2 separate regions of the Homo sapiens genome follow, and region 2 is linked to region 1. The links are chromatin contacts, found by Hi-C or POLR2A ChIA-PET in ENCODE. All regions are on one chromosome and are shown on one strand. The core of a region is the stretch at or near the end of the contact, and the rest is flanking DNA. Distances in the headings are between cores, read along the strand shown.

The links. Hi-C counts contacts between places; a loop is a spot of excess contacts on that map. ChIA-PET counts read pairs that join two places held with the same protein, here RNA polymerase II (POLR2A). Pooled maps may share reads with other maps.
Region 2: a loop to region 1 is called in a pooled map, with 3 times the contacts of the local background. The contact joins the promoter of BICRAL here to the promoter of PIM1 in region 1. A Hi-C loop is called at or near these places in 1 of 50 pooled maps. POLR2A ChIA-PET finds 5 or more read pairs at or near these places in 3 of 52 experiments (BJ, CD8-positive, alpha-beta memory T cell and activated CD8-positive, alpha-beta memory T cell).

The regions. Positions count from the first base shown.
Region 1 is chr6:37,167,758-37,172,032 of GRCh38, forward strand. It overlaps PIM1 (Pim-1 proto-oncogene, serine/threonine kinase), which reads left to right and starts at 2,395. Exons shown (of 6, transcript NM_002648.4): 1 at 2,395-2,900; 2 at 3,016-3,122; 3 at 3,224-3,274; 4 at 3,368-3,734. The coding sequence starts at 2,819. RefSeq lists enhancers at 1,640-2,238, 4,160-4,275 and silencers at 1,864-2,643, 2,904-3,223.
Region 2 is chr6:42,780,180-42,784,454 of GRCh38, forward strand. BICRAL (BICRA like chromatin remodeling complex associated protein) reads left to right here and starts at 1,873. Exons shown (of 13, transcript NM_001393499.1): 1 at 1,873-1,922. LOC401261 (a long non-coding RNA gene) reads left to right here and starts at 3,317. Exons shown (of 2, transcript NR_134654.1): 1 at 3,317-4,275. RefSeq lists enhancers at 2,682-3,371, 3,228-3,417, 3,372-4,061, 3,438-3,507 and a silencer at 2,808-3,147.

The sequences.
Region 1 (4,275 bases), core at 1,145-3,644:
CACACCTGTAATCCCAGCACTTTGGGAGGCCGAGGCAGGCGGATCATAAGGTCAGGAGTTCGAGACCAGCCTGGCCAACATGGTGAAACTCCGTCTCTACTAAAAATACAAAAATTAGCTGGGCATGGTGGCGGGCGCTTGTAATCCCAGCTACTTGGGAGGCTGAGGCAGGAGAACCAATTGTTTGAACCCGGGAGATGGAGGTTGCAGTGAGCCGAGATAGTGCCATTGCACTCTAGCCTGGGTAACAGGGCGAGATTCCGTCTCAAAAAAAAAAAAAAAAAGGGCATTCAAGGAATAGGAAGACAAAGTATAATGGAAAAGTAAATGAACAAAAAGGATTTAAAAAAACAAATCCCAACTGTCAGATTAGTGGACAGTGAACCAATGCTCTGAGTTTGTTCATCAATCTGTGGTAGAACTACAATTGTTTCCTAAAGAGTGGAAAGGCTTTGAATAAAAGTGGAGAGGTAGAGAGGGCTCTCCCAGGACAGGTTGATTGCTTCCGCAAAGGCAAAGGGTCTGTAAAGTGCTAGGCGAGTGGGAACAAGTGGGAATAGTTCTGTTTGACTACATTTGAGGGTTTGAGAAAGGAAAGGGAGGGTAGAAGGGATGGAAGTGGGAATCACATATGTTTAATGATGTCTTGTTCGGTGCCAAGGACAGTTTTAGACCCTGATAAGCGGAAAGCTTTGAATACTCAGGAGGTGAATTTGGGTCATTTCATCTCCTCTCTTAGCTGCTGTATGACCCTGTGCCATCCTATTTATGTTTCATTTTCCTATCTGCAAAAAGGGAGTAATTCTTGTTCCCTTGGGTTTTCTCCTAGTCATAAAAAATGAATGAGTTCGGCCACAGTACACAAACAAAAGGAAAATATGTAATATTTTGTAGGATAAATTCATAAAAGTTGTGGAGGATCTGGGCACTTTTATAAAGCAAGCACTGTAGAAAACTTTCAAAGGAAACATTTAAATTCACTAATGACAGCTATAGGGATCCTGATTTTTCCTTTAAATGGCAGGCACTTCAAAAAATTAAAATAGAATGTAGTTAGCTTTCAATTACTTAGGCCACTGACAATTCAATTTATGGATTATATAGTATTTTAATTTACTCATTTCACACGTCGTTATCAACTCTACATGAAGTTTAAAAGGACAAAGGATGCAAGTGGAATTGGTCAGTGTTCCGGGTTATTTCCAAGGGAGGCAGAGGGTGGGGGGTTTCCTTTGAGACAAGACTTGGGGTTGGCCAATAATTGCTGGTATTGCCTGCCTGGTAATAACAGGCTGATGAAAAGGTGACTACAACGTGAAAACTGGTTAAATCAAGCGCACCCTCCCACCCTCGTTTTAGATGAGGAATTTTCCGCCCTCACAGAAGGGGCTGAGGCAGCATCTGGCATCACAACACTAACATTTGCTTCGTGATTTCCTCTTTACCCGGCCCTTTGACACACATCCCTTCCCAGAAATCAGGATTCGCTGGTGCTTTTGCATTTCTAAAATGGGAATCCCGTGGCTGAGCTTTTAGCCGGCCGGAACGACTGAGGGCTGCATCCCTTTCCCGCAGGAGCGGGGCTCCCGCCTCCAGTTCTGTTCCAGGCCTGACTCCTCCACTCCCTCCGTGACTCATGTCCTGCGGATCCTTCGCCCCCGACGCGCCCCCCAACACACAAACCCCCAGAATCCGCCCCCAGCCTACAGCGCGACGTCAGCCCGCCCCAGCCGACTTGGAGGTCTCGGGTCTGAGTCACACAGAAAGACCACCCTCGTCGGCATCCCCACACACAGTCCGACACCCGGCGCGCCGGCCTCCCCGCCTGACACACTAACGCCCGTCGTCTCCGCGCAACTTGTTATGCTCCGGCTCGAGCCCTTGACCCAAAACCCTCAGCGAAACGGAGAGCCGCAGAGCCGGCCTCGGGCGGCCTTTGATGGCTTTGTTATTGTTTGGGTTTGAATCGATACGCCCCTCCCCATCCTTCCTCCCTCGCGGCCCTACACCCAGCTCCCGCCTCCCCTCACGCCCCGCGCCCCTCCCCCTCCATTTTGGCGCCTTTTCCTTCCCGCCACGTCGTGGCGGCGTAGAGACCATTCTGACCGCGAGAGCTGGGCGGGGCGGGGGCGGGGCGCGCCGAGTTATGCAGATCAATCGGCCTCTGGTTGGCTGGAGTAGCGCTGGCAGGGGCGGGGCCGGGGCGCGGCCACAGAGCGCGCGGGGCGGGGGCCGAGGGGAGTCGCCCAGTCCCGCCGCTTCCCCACCCCCTCTCCTCCCTCGGCCGGCCCGGCAGCCCTGCTCCCCGCCTTGGCCTCCCGGAGAGGCCCCGCCCCGTCCCCGCCCGCCGCGCCCTCCCCGCGCGCCCTCCCCGCCGGCGCGCTCCTCCCCTTTACTCCTGGCTGCGGGGCGAGCCGGGCGTCTGCTGCAGCGGCCGCGGTGGCTGAGGAGGCCCGAGAGGAGTCGGTGGCAGCGGCGGCGGCGGGACCGGCAGCAGCAGCAGCAGCAGCAGCAGCAGCAACCACTAGCCTCCTGCCCCGCGGCGCTGCCGCACGAGCCCCACGAGCCGCTCACCCCGCCGTTCTCAGCGCTGCCCGACCCCGCTGGCGCGCCCTCCCGCCGCCAGTCCCGGCAGCGCCCTCAGTTGTCCTCCGACTCGCCCTCGGCCTTCCGCGCCAGCCGCAGCCACAGCCGCAACGCCACCCGCAGCCACAGCCACAGCCACAGCCCCAGGCATAGCCTTCGGCACAGCCCCGGCTCCGGCTCCTGCGGCAGCTCCTCTGGGCACCGTCCCTGCGCCGACATCCTGGAGGTTGGGATGCTCTTGTCCAAAATCAACTCGCTTGCCCACCTGCGCGCCGCGCCCTGCAACGACCTGCACGCCACCAAGCTGGCGCCCGGTGAGAGCACCCCCCGCCTCCGGCCCGGGGATGCGGGGCGGCGGCGGGATCTCCTGGGTGGGGAGCTGGCGGCTCGCGGGCCGGCACTGAGTCCCCGTGCTTCCCCCTTTCCTAGGCAAGGAGAAGGAGCCCCTGGAGTCGCAGTACCAGGTGGGCCCGCTACTGGGCAGCGGCGGCTTCGGCTCGGTCTACTCAGGCATCCGCGTCTCCGACAACTTGCCGGTGAGTGGGCGCCCCGCGGTGGGGAGGGCGCGCCGGGCGGGGGGCGCACGGGCGTGCTTTAGCCCGGACGAGGGAACCTGACGGAGACCCTGGGCTTCCAGGTGGCCATCAAACACGTGGAGAAGGACCGGATTTCCGACTGGGGAGAGCTGGTGAGTGCCCTGCAGGAGCGACCCCCAGGATGAGTGGGTGGGGTGAGGGGCGCCCCCGACTCCCGCCCTAACGCGGCCCCCTCGCCCCTGCAGCCTAATGGCACTCGAGTGCCCATGGAAGTGGTCCTGCTGAAGAAGGTGAGCTCGGGTTTCTCCGGCGTCATTAGGCTCCTGGACTGGTTCGAGAGGCCCGACAGTTTCGTCCTGATCCTGGAGAGGCCCGAGCCGGTGCAAGATCTCTTCGACTTCATCACGGAAAGGGGAGCCCTGCAAGAGGAGCTGGCCCGCAGCTTCTTCTGGCAGGTGCTGGAGGCCGTGCGGCACTGCCACAACTGCGGGGTGCTCCACCGCGACATCAAGGACGAAAACATCCTTATCGACCTCAATCGCGGCGAGCTCAAGCTCATCGACTTCGGGTCGGGGGCGCTGCTCAAGGACACCGTCTACACGGACTTCGATGGTGAGCCAGGCCCGGGAGGGAGCTGCCCAGGTGACTCGGCCCGGCCCGGCCCAGTCCGGAGGCCTCGGCCAGTCTCCCGCGCCAGCCTTTTGTAAAGGTCATTGGGCCGCCTGGCTCGATGCTAGCCGGGGTGGGACGCAGGAGAGCCTCCCAGCGTAGTAAAGCCGGGGATTTTCAGCCAGCTGAACCTGTAATGTTTCTGGCATGATTTTATTCTTCAAGTGGAATTCAGTTAGTTCCAGGCTTTCCCGATGAATAAGAGGTTGTGGGCAACCGGCGGTAGCCCAGATTTTTCTAAAGTCTGACCCAGTTTCCCCGCCAGTAAAAGGATGGGGGCGGGGGAAGAGGTGGAAATTGATGCCGGTTTTGTAATTTTTGTTTTATTTTATAAGGGAGTTAGTTTTCTGTATGGTAGTTTTAGAGCTGCAGTTCTTAACTCCTTTCTGATCTAGGGAAGGTTAAGGAATAGGAACTATATTATTACTGGTGGCTTTTTTTTTTCTTTAGTGTTAAGGGGAGAGAGAGTCAGGAATGAATGTTG
Region 2 (4,275 bases), core at 623-3,122, 5.6 Mb after region 1:
CAGGCTTGAACCACTGTACCCTGACTAAAAAGATCTTCTGTGTTGAATATGACAACATTGTATGCCGGCCCCAACAGATTTAATTTATGCAACATAGTCCAGTTACAGTATCCTTATATATGCAAGAAAGGTGTACTACCATTACATTTTTTTTTAATGCTTAAGGGGATATAGAAGCCATACAATAATTTCACTTAAATAATTTTAATCTAGAGAGAGTTTTATTGAGAACTCACCAAATATCTGGGAGAGATGGGCTTGAGCCATTTGAGAATAGCTACTCCATAGGCAGAGCAGCTGAGCATTCTGTTTATCAGCAGGATCCTATTGCTATATGCATTACAAATGAATTTTAAAATAATTTATAACATTTCTTAGGCTTAATATGTATTTTTTAAAACCTGAATTACATTCTGTACAATTCACCTTTTACCTATCCTTGATGTTTATTTAAAATAAAAGACAACAAAACCCCTAGTATATTTTGTGGGCATTTGTAGTTAACCTAGACTACAAAGGCACCTGCTCCCACTCCAGGCCACGTAATGTTGTTGTTGTTGTTGTTTTGTTTTGTTTTTGTTTGAGTCTTGCTGTGTCGCCCAGGCTAGAGTGCAATGCGCGATCTCCGCTCACTGCAACCTTTGTCTCCCGGGTTCAAGCGATTCTCCTGCCTCAGCCTCCCGAGTAGCTGGGATTACAGGAGCCCACCACCACGCCCAGCTAATTTTTGTATTTTTAGTAGAGACAGGGTTTCACCATGTTGTCCAGACTGGTCTCGAACTGCTGACCTCAGGTGATCCACTCGCCTCGGCCTCCCAAAGTGTTGGAATTACAGGCGTGAGCCACCGCGCCCGGCCTGGGCCACATAATCTAAATACTTTGGATACTAGATAGTTTACAGAGAAGTTTCAACAATTTGAGATTTGAGATTAAAAATAGGTGGTAGTTATACTTGGACCAAAGAATGTTAAAAGATTGACTAGCTCTCTTTTAAGAATGAGGGGGTTATGTAATGAAAATTCCGCAAATATAGAGATAAAAGATATCTACATAAAGAGAAGGCAGTAGAAAATGAATGTTTTGAGAGTGATTTACTCTGCCTCACCTTCCTTTTAGTCACTGAAGTTTTGTTTTCCTTTTTAATGTTCACATACGGGCTTCACAGGTAAGGTTTCAAGAATTTTGGAATGGACAAAGAGTGTTGCAAAGGAAAGCTTAGTACATTTGAAAGTTAGGATGAACCAGTTATTTGCCTAATAACTAAGTTAAAAGTCGTTTTGGTTTTTAAAAAGCATATGCAAAACGTATTCACTGAGGCTTGCTCTAATTAGAGTTCTAAACAAATCTTGTAGGGTTTTTTTTTTTTGTCTTTAATCTCCCCCCTTCCCGTGTCAAGTTAAACTGGGTGGGTGGGTGGGTGTGTGTGTGTGTGTGTGTGTGTGTGGAGAGAGAGCCTGCAAGAGAATTAGCACGCACCTCGTGGATCTTAGTAATTGTTTTAAAGCCAAATAAAACTGTTTCTTGAATAAACCAATACATTTCTGAAGTTGAAAAGAATCCCAAAGGAAACGAATGAACATCCTTGCAGCTTGATTTTCCAAAAAAAAAAAAAAAAATTTTTTAAATTAAAAAAATCCTAATCTCCACATTTTTTGCCAGGCGAGAACCGAAGTTTGGAGGTAGACGAGCAGGCGAGCGGTTTGCCCGGGCGCAGAGCATGAAGGCCGGGCGGGCGCGGGGAGCGGCGCCCCGGCCCGGCGCGGGGGTGAGCGAGAGAGAGAGCGGAGCGCGTGTGGCCGGCGCCGCTCGGCCGGGAGCTCCCGCGCTCCGGCCCCCGGCCCCGCGCCCGCCGCCGCCGCCGCCGCCGCCCCTGTTGCGATGGCGCAGAAACCCCGTTGACAAGGCACTGCTTTTTCATGACGGTGAGTTTCCCTTTGAGTGTATTATAATTTTGTGATAAAAATTTCAAGGAGAAAAAAAAAACACACAACCTCCTTCCTCTGCCTCTTTCCTTCGGGGAGGGGAAAAGCGAGGGAGGGGGGGCTGGAGATCTGTCTCCAGACTGAAAAGAAAGGAGCAAATTAAACACCGAGTTGCCAAAACCAGGATATTAGGTTTCAGCCCAGAGAGCTATTGGCTAAGGCTGTGTTTTTTTTTTTTTTTTGGGGGGGGGTGGGTTTGTGGGTGGGTGATGGTGGTGGTGGGTGGATGTTTAATGGACACGGAGAAAAGGGGAATCGAGTGTTTATGCCTTTCCCAGCGCTGCCGGGGCCCCGGGAAGACCAAGTTCAGTGTCTCGGGCGGGGGCGCAGGCGGGCAGGGGGCGGCGAGGCCGGGCCGGGGGCGCCTCGGCGGGGTGGGGGCCCGGCGCCTTTCTTTTTCCTTTTTTTTCTTTTCCGCGGATGCAAATTTCTGGAGCGGGGAGAGGGAGAGCCCGGGAAGGGGGTGGCGTGGCGGTTGGTGGTGGGGAGGGGAGGGGAGGGAAGCCTTTTAATGACTCATTGATTGAGCCGGTTTAAAATTAGTTGTGTGCGCGAGTGTGAGTGTGTTTTCCGCCCCCCGGAGCCGCCGGGAGCCGGGAAGGAGGGAGCAGGGCTCGGCGAGGGGAAGACGGCGCGGCGGGGCCGCGAGCAGGGGGCAGGGAGGGCCTGGAGTGACGGCGGGCGAGGAAGAAAAATAAGCTTTTCCAATCTCCTCCCCTCTGTTTTCCCCCCCTCGTTTCTTTTCTCTCTCGGAAGCTCTAGGGTGTGAATCACATTTTCTTTCTTCTCGGCAAAATGGACCCCGCGTCTGGGGAGGGGGAGGGGAGAGGGTGGGGAGGGAGGCGGCGGAGACGGGGTTTATTTTTCATCCTGGCTTCCCCATTCCCGCCGCATCTGCGGGCGGCCGCGGCGAGGAGAGCAGGTCCGGGGTGCGGCGGGGAGAGCTCGGGGCAGGCGAGTCGCCCCGGCCCCGTTCCCGCTCCCGCTCCGAGCCCGCGGCGGCGGCGCGCACCTGCCGCGGGACTGCCCCTTCCCAGCCGCCTCGCTGCCTTTTCGAAGCACCGCCGAGGATCCGCGGCCGCGTCCGGCCGAGCCCCCAGCCGCGCGGAGGACCGGCGGCCCAGCCGGGCGTCTCCTGCGAGGCCCGCGCTGTTCGCCGCGCCGGCCAGAAGAGATGTGCGGCTGGGACGGCGCATTTTTGGCCGAGTGCGCGCGGGCGTTATGCTGTTCGCGCCCCCCCGAGTCGCCCCAAATGCGGGATATTGGGTGGGGGGGTGCGGTTGGAAGGCGCTAAGATGGCGCTGGGCCTGGCCTGTCGCCAGGGCTGGTGGCGCAGTTGCTCGGCGGGCGCCATCTTTCTCGCGGCGCGGGCGGCGCCCTCCGAGGACATCTCGATGACCAGGGCGCCGCGAGGCCCGGGGCTAGCGGGAGCCGAGAGCAGGGTGCTGAATTCTGGAGATGGGACTGGGGTCGCGCGGCCTTCTCCTTCCCCACGCCCCCAGACCCAAAAGACGAGGCCGCCGGCTCGGAGCGGGAAGGGCTGGGGCCAGCTTCTTCCTCCTAACCACTTGTTTGTGATGGAAGAAGGGGGCTGGGGGTCGAGCCTCGCGGCTGATGGGTTCCCTCCCTGACCCCGCACCCCCACTCCTCCCAGTCGAAATTGGAGGTGAGGCGCTCCTGCCATTTTCTCTCCTGCGGTCTGAGAGTGGACGTCTTTGTCTTCTCTGGCCCGGCGTGGGGGCAGGGCATTGAGCCTTTTCCTTAATTCTTCAGTTATTGAAAGTAGAGTCCAACCAGGTTACAAAACTAAAAAAAAGAGTCCAGGACATTGTCTGTCTGCCTTCCGGTAGCATGGTTCTCTGTGGGTACCCTACGCTTCGTTTCTTAGTTTTACTCTAAAACAACCCTGAGGAGACATTTACTAGTTGTCAGATTACGGGAAGGTGATGGGTTCCAGTTTTTTGAAACTTTTTTTGTTGGCTTTCATATTACTTCAAATGGCAGTGAATTAAAACAGTTTCTTAGAACTCTAATCTGAAAAGTTAAATACGCTTTAAAACAGTCTGAAACTCTTCTAAAAAGCAAAACTGCATTATTAAAAGCATCCATGTAAGTATCTGTTGGTAGTATCTATTAGAGATGGGGGAGGGGTTTAACTTTTACATTATTATTGAAAAGAGGAGGGGAAAGGTCTATAAAGCTCTGATCTCTCTAGAAGTCCACATACATGGAAAGTAAATAGTTAATTTCTAGTGTAGAAAAATAACACCGTGGTGCCAGTAGGTGTGTCCTT